Regions from separate parts of the Homo sapiens genome. Here region 2 is linked to region 1. A link is an interaction called in ENCODE POLR2A ChIA-PET data of the cell type or tissue named here. Cell type or tissue: A673. All regions are shown on one strand. Region 1 overlaps INO80 (INO80 complex ATPase subunit). Region 2 overlaps INO80 (INO80 complex ATPase subunit).

Region 1 (5,000 bases):
TCTCCCAGGTAGCTGGATTATAGGCATGCGCCACCATGCCTGGCTAAGTTTGTATTTTTAGTGGAGATGGGGTTTCACCATGTTGGTCGGGCTGATCTCAAACTCCTGACCTCAGGTGATACATGCGCCTTGGCTTCCCAAAGTGCTGGGATTGCAGGCATCAGCCACCACACCTGGCATAACGTGCGTTTTAATAACATTTGATTCGAAAGCATTAATTTTGAGAAACACTATTGTAGAACATATGCGGTTTTTGTTTTTAAGTTCCTTATACTGTTCTTTTTTTTTTTTTATTATACTTTAAGTTTTAGGGTACATGTGCACAATGTGCAGGTTAGTTACATATGTATACATGTGCCATGCTGGTGCACTGCACCCACTAACTCGTCATCTAGCATTAGGTATATCTCCCAATGCTATCCCTCCCCCCTCCCCCCACCCCACAACAGTCCCCAGAGTGTTATGTTCCCCTTCCTGTGTCCATGTGTTCTCATTGTTCAATTCCCACCTATGAGTGAGAATATGCAGTGTTTGGTTTTTTGTTCTTGCGATAGTTTACTGAGAATGATGATTTCCAATTTCATCCATGTCCCTACAAAGGACATGAACTCATCATTTTTTATGGCTGACATATGCGTTTTGGTTTTGTTTTGTTTTTGAGGCAGGGTCTTGCTCTATTGCACAGGATGAAGTATAGTTTTCTTGGATCACTGCAGCCTCGACCTCCTGGGCTCAAATGATCCTCTCACCTCAGCCTCCCAAGTAGTTGGAACTATAGGCATGCACTACTATGCCCAGCTAATTTTTAAATTTAAATTTAAATTTTTATAGAGATGGGGGTCTTGCTATGTTGTCCAGGCTGGTCTTGAACTCCTGGGCTCAAGTGATTCTCCTCCCTTGGCCTTCCAAAGTGCTAGGATTACAGGTGTAAGCCACTGTGCCCGGCCAAACATACCTGTTTTAAAAGCATCGGAACACTTTCTTCAAGCAAATTCTTACACGGAACCCCTCTAATATATAAAATAGATAAAAGCATCGCTATCCTGACTGATAAAGAGTGGCCATCTCCGCTTAATATCTACTGGTCCTCTAACACATCCCATCAGTCTGAAAACCACTGTTTTACTATACAAGTTGAGAAGACAATGCTCTGCTTGCATGCCACTGATTAAAAAGTAGGACTTACAGATCACATCCACACACCACATCAGTGGCATGCAAACAGAGCTGCCAGCATAACTCAAGATAGTTTTACTGAGCATTCACTAACTGCCAGTCACTGTTCTATTTTACCTGGTTATGTTTATCCAATCATTATGGCAACCTTTAAGGTAGGTGCTATTAAATATTTTTTTAATTTCTCTTTTAATTTTTTTTCCCCCAGGATCAGAGATCACAATCAAAATCTTCATGATCTGTTCTGTAACAGCTTCCAATCACCTCCTTTTTAAATTTTTTTTTTTTAGATTTTTAATTTTCATGGGTATATAGTAAGGGTAGGTGTTATTATTGTCCCTCCTATCTTACAGATGTTAAGGTCCCTAAAGTGACACAGGCAGTAGGTGGCAGACCTAGGACTGAAACTCAAGCAGATTGGTTCCAGAGTCCATGGCTTAACCCTCCTACTGTTTCCCAGATGGAAGGGATGATCAGTACTACTAAGATGAAAATAGAAAGGGAGCCCCATTTAACCCTAAGGTTCTTAATATATCCTGTCCATAACCTGATCTATCATCATCATAAAGGATAATTGGACACTTGAAAAAATAAAGGCAAATGTTTATATATCCTATTACCAACCTTTCATTCTGAAACTTCTATTCCAAAGCTGGCTCTGACTTTCATTTTAACCAGATTTCATTTTGATAAAACAATTTAGGGGAAGGACTCAATATGGTCCACAAACCTGCAGATCTGATGTAATTTTATTTTCTTGGACATGCTGTTTTCCATCTTTTGGGGTATATCATTAGCAAAAGGCTACTCTATTACAATTTTTCTGCAGTCCAAGCAAATTGAACCAAGAGTTAAATATGACAGCCGTAATTCCCTTATCTAATACAGAGCCCTTTGGAGCAAGACTAGCAAAAGGCAATCATGGGCCCAAAATAATCTGACTTCAACCTACTCCTGTTATTTCCCTTTCTTCTATGCCATATGTTCCAGTCACAATGGACTACTCTTGTACCTTTCTATCTCTCTTTTTACATCTGGCTTCCTTAGTCTCAAATTCCTTTCTCCCTGATGGTTGAAATTCTATTTGTTCTTAAGTTCAGATGCCACTGTCTTTGTGATGCTTTCCTCAAGAGTGACTCAGTTAGAAATAAACATATCCTTCTTGCTATCCTCAGCTCTGTTCACGCTTCATTTTGACATTAGTATCAGGGTACACTGACAGGTATTTGTGTATGTATATGTCTCCTCCACTAAATAGATTCCTTAAAGTCAAACATCACGTCTAACTAATATTTGCATCTGCCTAGCATTAATGCCTTGCTCAAAGGTAGCATGGAGGAAAAAAGAATTTAAAAAAGCTTATACACAGCATGGTTGTAAGCTGACAAATTTCCTTCTACAATTCTTAAGACCTAATAAGAACTCTAGTTAACAGTGGCCCCAATTTTCTTTCTTTTTTTTTTTTTGAAAGGAAGTAAAGTACACTTGGAAGAAGGCCAAGAAGGCAACTTAAGATATCAAGTGTGCCAATCCAATTTGCTTTTCATTCCATGGGGCATTTTCAGAATACCCAGCTTCCCAGTATCTTCAGAATCACAGCTTCCAAAGGTAACCTGCATTTCTAAGAGAGGCCAACTCATAAATGACAGAATGTCTGCTCAGGATAAATCTTCCCCCAGTGAGGCACTGCGCTTGGATAGATGACTGAGCAAGTTACACAACCCAGGGTCTCAAATGTCATTATGTATGGATTACCTGGATTTAATTCTATATTACACTATTATCATATGTTGGTAGAGTTCAAGATTTGTCTGGATTTCAGTATTTAACAATTACACCACATATAGCATAAGCTGATTAACTCTTTCCAAGTACTCTTTATTGTATAGGAAGTATCAAGTGGCCTATTTCCTTAAACTACAAACTCAGTTGCTAGATGCAATAGGAATGAAACTCAAAAGAGAAGACTCAGAGATAAGTCATCTGTAATAAGTTAAAAGCTCTTTGCTACTAGAATACAGAGAAGAGTCCCTAACCATGGTAAAACTGGTGGTAGCAGGAAAAGTTCTGCCTGACATCCAGCTGGATACCACCATCCCAAATGCACAGGGATTATGTGTTCCCCTAGTATGCCCAACAGCCAAGATCCTATAGGTGGCCAGGCGTGGTGGCTCACGCCTGTAATCCCAACACTTTGGGAGGCCAAGATGGGAGGATTACTTGAGGTCAGGAGTTTGAGACCAGCCTGGCCAACATGGTGAAACCCCATCTCTACAAAAATACAAAAATTAGCCAGGCGTGGTGATGCGCGCCTGAAATCCCAGCTGCTCTGGAGGCTGAGGAAGAATTGCTTGAACCCGGCAGCTGGAGGTTGCAGTGAGCTGAGATCCCGCCATTGCACTCCAGCCTGGGTGACAGAGCGAGACTCTTTTTAAAAAAAAAAAAAAAAGATCCTATAGGCGATTCAGTAAATATAAAATAAACTCATAATGACATTTATTGATCTATGATTTCCTCACCTATTTATGTCCTTGGCTTCTGCCCGTGGCAAACTAAAAACTCCTGGCTTGGAAATTAAGCAGTCTCCTCTTCACTATTTTTGTTTTTCTTAGTGCCCATTTGTTACAGCAAAAGCACTCTCCTTTTAAAAATCCCCTATCTAGAAATACTACTATTTGGATGCCATGTGAAAGAATACAACATTTCTGAATATAGTCTATTTGGAAGAAGATCTGATATATACACAAGAAATTTAAAGTCAGATTTTTACCCAAGGGAAAAAGGAAGCGATCAATGACTTTAAAAAATACTGTGCAAATAGTAATGTCCAAAACTAGTATTTCTCACAGAATGGAAACCTGGCCATAGAGAAGTATGTGAATTCTTAATGTCTTCTAGTTCTGCCAAGTCCCAGAAACAGACAGCCAGCCATGGCTAAGGCACATAACAACAACAACAACAACAACAACAACAACCACCACAACAAAAACCCAAAAAGGCTGTTGGATGAAAGAGAGTTGCTCACATACTCCACAGCAACACAGAGCTTTGATACCCGCAATGTGAGTTTCTAACTCTTACTCTATTGGAAGCATTTCTTTCTCTCTTTGAAGAGGGTATACGATTTCAAGAGAAAAAGGAAAATCCTGAAATAAAAACAAAACAACCAACATTTTGAGACTTAAGTTTGTGTTTTTTCTTAAGATCAAGTATACTCAATGGACAGGATCTATTCAGAAGGTCCCACTGCAAGATCATGTACCAGGTCATGCTTTAATGCTGAAACATGGCTTTAATGAATGTTAATACTCAGAGTTTCTATTATGAAAGTGACTGAAAAACACTCTTTCAAAGATAAAAAAACGCAGACCTAGTGCTGCACCATCTCAAGTCGTACAATATGTTTATATTTCAATCAATGATTAAATATATGGTAAACACTTTGGGCATTGTAATTCCATGCTCATAAATTAAATTCTATTTCAGTACTAATCTCCTGGAATACAGAATGTGGTTCATTTGAGTGGGTAATATTAAAACAAATTAAAAATGAATAAACTTTAAGAAATTAAAGGAAGAACCATTAGTGTAGTATTAAGGAAACCAGAGAAGAATTTCATTTTAGTTTTTAAAACATACAAATAGTTGCAACATTTTCTGGTTTCAACATCCAAGATGCATGTTATACATATGGCTAAGCAATGTCAGCAGTTGTGAAATTCAGGCTTTGAATTTGCATTTCCCTAATTTGGAATTCCCCTTAGAAATACATCTATGTTTAGAGAGGTTCTCAAGCTGCTTGTTTGCAAAACCTACCCACTAGG
Region 2 (5,000 bases), 60 kb after region 1:
GCACCATTACACTCTAGCCTGGGTAACAAGAGTGAAACTCTGATTAAAAAAAAAAACAACAGCTGTGTGCGGTGGCTCATGCCTGTAATCCTTGCGTTTTCGGAGGCCCAGGCATGTGGATCACCTGAGGTCAAGAGTTTGAGACCAGCCTGGACAACATGGTGAAACCCTCTCTCTATTAAAAATACAAAACAATTAGCTGGGCATGGTGGCAGACACCTGTAATCCCAGTTACTCAGGAGGCTGAGGCAGGAGGATTGCTTGAACCTGGGAGATGGAGGTTGCAGTGAGCCGAGATTGTGCCACTGCACTCTAGCCTCGGCGACAGAGTGAGACTCCATCTCAAAACAAAAACAAAAACAAGACATGTATTAAAAAAAAGAAATGAATTATTTACAATAGATTTAAATGAAAAGAGAAATGCCGTAAATGATAGGATGTGTACTGATGGTATGATTTGTCAAAAATCTATGTTAAACCAAATAAGGTAGATGTTTTCTACCGTGGCAGTTTGACCACGAGTATCCATTTATCAGGCTAAATGCAATATGCACTCATTGTTCCCAGCAGTAAGTTTTATAGTGATTATATGCAAGTTATTTTGGAACAATGTATATTTTTGTTTTTGTGACGGAAGGAGTCTTGCTCTGTCGCCCTGGATGGAGTGCAGCGGCACATTCTCGGCTTGCTACAACCTCCCTTCACTGCAACCTCCCCTCGCCCCCTCACCCCCCTGGCCCTGCCCCGTTCAAGCGATTCTCCTGCCTCAGCCTCCTGAGCAGCTGGGACTACAGACACATGGCACCATGCCCGGCTAATTTTTTTTTTGTATTTTTAGTAGAGACGGGGTTTCACCATGTTAGCCAGGATGATCTCGACTTCCTGACCTCGTGATCCACCCACCTCAACCTCCCAAAGTGCTGAGATTACAAGTGTGAGCCCCCAAGTCCGGCCAAAATTTAAAACTGTTATGAGTAATTAGTAGGGCAAGAAAAGGAGAGTCAAAAAGTTTATTTTAAAGAGCAATAGATGTTTTGGTTGGACTGATATTTACCTTAAATTTAGGAACAAATCTAGTAAACTCCTGGTGCCAATTGTTAAGTGTAGACGCAGGTGAAATTATTAAGAAAGGTCCCCAAATGTTCTCTCTCTGCAACAGAAAAACCCAGTCAGCCAACTACAGGAAAAGGGAAGGTATTTAATTCAAAATTATAATTAATGACAAGAACAATCTAAGAATAGGAAACAAATAACAAGAGAAACAGTGAGTAAATCCCAAATCTGCACATTCAATAGTAATATCCTATGTTAATAATAAGAACATAAAGACACACCTGAGAAAAAAATGGCAAGCAACTATTCCCTCTTCTGACCTCTTATAGGTCTTATCCACAAAGCATTCATGACACACTGACTTGTATGTATTGTTTTCTACTATACTAGTTATCCGACAATCTTGTAGTTATTTAATAGGTATAGAGCTTTTGCTTTTTTTTCAGTTTTACGCATTTTTAAAATTTAATTCTTATAAAATTCCTATAAAGTAGATAACGTCTCCATAGAAGAGGAAGAGGAAGAGGAAACTAAGCCTCAGAGAGTTAAGTTGAAAAAGAGGCTAAATTGCCCAAGTTTACACTGGTAATAAGAGTAGAGCTGAAATGTTAGGCAAGGTGTTCTGATCTAACTATATGGCCCTTGCCACTACACTGGTGGTAATTAATGCAGAGCGGAAAGGAGTGTCTCAAAATCACATGCTCAAAAATTGTCCTAGCCCTCTTAAAAACCAAAAAGTTATAAAACACTGTCCCCTTATAAAGCTCTGAGGCAAGAACCCAGTCCCACTATCTTGGAATGCTACACAGCTTAACATAGTGCTTTTAAGTGGCTGATTTTCAACAGAAATTACCCTAAATTCTAGAGAAATGAAGATAGAAAGATTGCATCTACCCACCTCAGCCAGATGGGCCAGAAGGGCAATGCTCTGTACTGTTTTACCAAGGCCCATTTCATCAGCAAGAATGCCATTAATACCCTGGGGAAAAAAAATACATGGTCAACACCTCATGCATTTCATCAAATAAAGTTCAACCTGTTACCAAAAAGAACGACCAAGATAACAGGCTTGTTTAAAGAGAAGTGACCAGAGATACTCAGCCTCAGCACTTTTACCCACTGCTATAGTAATTGCTTTTGCCAATGCTACAGCTACAACTATGAACCATGATACATGAGACAGGGCAAGGCCAATCTGTTAGCTAATACAACCCAGACACAAAAGCAATTAGATTTACCAAGTCCATATAAGACAAACCATAAGAAATACACAAATATTCTCCAGTAGGATCTCCAGGTTACAAAAAAACAAAAAGACATCAGCTGGGTGCAGTGGCTCATGCCCGTCCCGGCACTTTGGGAGGCCGAGGCAGGCATATCGCATGAGCCCAGGAGTTTGAGACCAGTCTGGGCAACATGGAGACAGCCCGTTTCTACAAAAAATACAAAAATTAGTCAGGCGTGGTGGCATGTGTCTGCAGTCCCAGCTATTCTGGGGGCTGAGGCAGGAGGGTCACTTGAGCCCAGGAGTTTAAGGCTACAGTGAGCCATAAACGCACCACTCCACTTCAGCCTGGGTGACAGAGTAAGATCCTGTCTCAAAAAGAAAGAGAAACAGAGACATCCTTCTGCCTCTTGTCAAAGGATATAGCTTTTTATTTTTTAATAAATCTACATTAATTTATTTTTAATTATACTTTAAGTTCTAGGGTACATGTGCACAACGTGCAGGTTTGTTACATATGTATACATGTGCCATGTTGGTGTGCTGCACCCATTAACTCGTCATTTACATTAGGTATTTCTCCTACTGCTATCCCTCCCCAGGATACAGCTTTTTAAAAGGGTGAAATCTAAAACATGATCTTGTACTCATTTCCTTTTTTTTTTTTTTTTTTTTTTTGAGATAGAGTTTTGCTCTTGTTGCCCAGGCTACAGTGCAATGGCGCCATCTTAGCTCACCGCAATCTCCGCCTCCCAGATTCAAATGATTCTCCTGCCTCAGCCTCCCAAGTAGCTGGGATCACAGGCATGCACCACCATGCCAGGCTAATTTTGTATTTTTTTTTTTTAGTAGAGATGGGGTTTCACCATGTTGGTCAGGCTGGTCTCGAACTCCCAACCTCAGGTGATCCGCCTGCCTTGGCCTCCCAAAGTGCTGGAATTGCAGGCATGAGCCACCGCGCTCAGCCAGATCTTGTACTCATTTCACAATCACATTGAACAAATGACTTTAGGAAAAGAGATAATAGAAGAGAATGACACGGTTCTAAAATTCACCTGTTCATATAGATTGGCCAACCAATTCATGCCTTTCAGTTGATAACCTTTCAATTTGCCATTAAAAATTGTGGGCTGTGGAATATCCTCACCAGCCCGGATAGATGGGTTAGCCAGGCTATAACTCTCCCCAAACCCAGTGCCAGACTTGTTTGCTGCCCGTAGGGCAGCTGCTCGACTTTCTTTTGCATCTTCATCAAATGACCTTGTCTGGAAAGTAAAAAAAAAAAAAATTAGAAAAAAAAAAAAGAGGAAAAATATTACATGAAAATAAGACTCAAGATAACAATATATCTACCCTGTGCTAAGAAAAATAATTGGAACAAAATTTCTCATAATCTGATAATATAACGTAGTATCATATGACATCATTTCTATAAAACATATTACTAATATTATTTAATGTAACAATTATATTAGAAATTGGGGAAGGTCACATTCGTCTATCTTTGACTTACACTCTGTCAATGTTAAATAGGGGCTCCTATGCAGTATATTAAAAACAGCAAATTTTTTACTTAATTCAACCTGATTGTAGTTTCTTTCTGATTTTGTTAAACATCACTATATCATACATAACAAAGAGCTTGGGCCAGGCGCAGTGGCTCACGCCTGTAATCCCAGCACTTTGGGAGGCCAAGGCGGGCGGATCACGAGGTCAGGAGATCGAGACCATCCTGGCCAACATGGTGAAACCCCGTCTCTACTAAAATAAAAAAAATTAGCTGGGTGTGGTGGTGCGCACCTGTAGTCCCAGCTACTCAGGAGGGTGACAAAGCAAGACTCCCGCCTCAAAAAAAAAAAAAAAAAAAGAATAAATAAATAAATAAATAACAAAGAGCAAGTTATTACTTAAGTGAAAGAAGGCATTAAATAACGTAGCAGTTTTTTGAAACCATGATATGGCTCTCTTAACAAGCCAAGAGTGTGGTCTTTTTCTTTTTTTTTTTGAGATGCAGTCTCAATCTGTCGCCCAGGCTGGAGTGCAGTGGCACAATCTCGGCTCACAGCAAGCTCCGCCTACCGGGTTCACGTCATTCTCCTGCCTCAGCCTCCCGAGTAGCTGGGACTACAAGCGCCCTCCGCCACCCCCGGCTAATTTTTTGTATTTTAGTAGAGATGGGGTTTCACCGTGTTAGCCTGGATGGTCTCGATCTCCTGACCTCGTGATCCACCCACCTCAGCCTCCCAAAGTGCTAGGATTACAGGAGTGAGCCACCACGCCCGGTGAGTATGGTCTTTTTCATTAAACATCTATGATACATTTCATACTGTATTGCCCATGATTACTCAAGAGAAAGAAAAAAAAATACAAACTGTTCTAACTTGAAATTAACACATTGCTAAAGCTAGAAAACTGAATATTCGTTTTTCTGCCTTTCTTCTAGTATCCCTACTAATCTAAAGTGAAAGAGACCCAGCTCCACCCCCTACACACAGCTACTCACACACATATACACAAGCTAGTCTATGCTTTTAATTGCAAATGTGATTAAGACTAAAGGAAGACCACCTAAGTAAAGGCTTGTGGGGTATTTCCAGGGCCAATTACAGTAAACCTTTCTATCTGAAGACTCACCCGAGCTTGGTGAATATGGTAAGCATTTTCAGCATTCTTCAGGGCCTGGGCTTTAAAATGGTTACTATCTGAAAAGCAAAATTTATGG

The links. ChIA-PET counts read pairs that join two places held together with the same protein. Peaks named below come from ENCODE experiments on the same cell type or tissue, not always from the same donor. Only the 100,000 strongest peaks of a DNase experiment are listed, where the experiment ranks them.
Region 2: POLR2A ChIA-PET joins it to region 1 with 5 read pairs; 5 of 35 experiments call an interaction of 5 or more read pairs at or near these places.

Annotation. Positions count from the first base shown.
Region 1 is chr15:41,008,953-41,013,952 of GRCh38, forward strand. The region is part of intron 27 of INO80 (INO80 complex ATPase subunit); the gene reads right to left. Among named protein-coding and RNA genes, the nearest start is that of INO80-AS1, 5.3 kb to the right of the region's middle. In A673, no CTCF peak of the experiment used is centred here; DNase peaks (open chromatin) are centred at 2,719, 3,099 and 4,979; H3K27ac peaks cover 819 bases.
Region 2 is chr15:41,068,516-41,073,515 of GRCh38, forward strand. It overlaps INO80 (INO80 complex ATPase subunit), which reads right to left. Exons shown (of 36, transcript NM_017553.3): 11 at 4,913-4,980; 12 at 3,334-3,543; 13 at 1,952-2,032; 14 at 1,055-1,150. Among named protein-coding and RNA genes, the nearest start is that of INO80, 45 kb to the right of the region's middle. In A673, no CTCF peak of the experiment used is centred here; no DNase peak of the experiment used is centred here.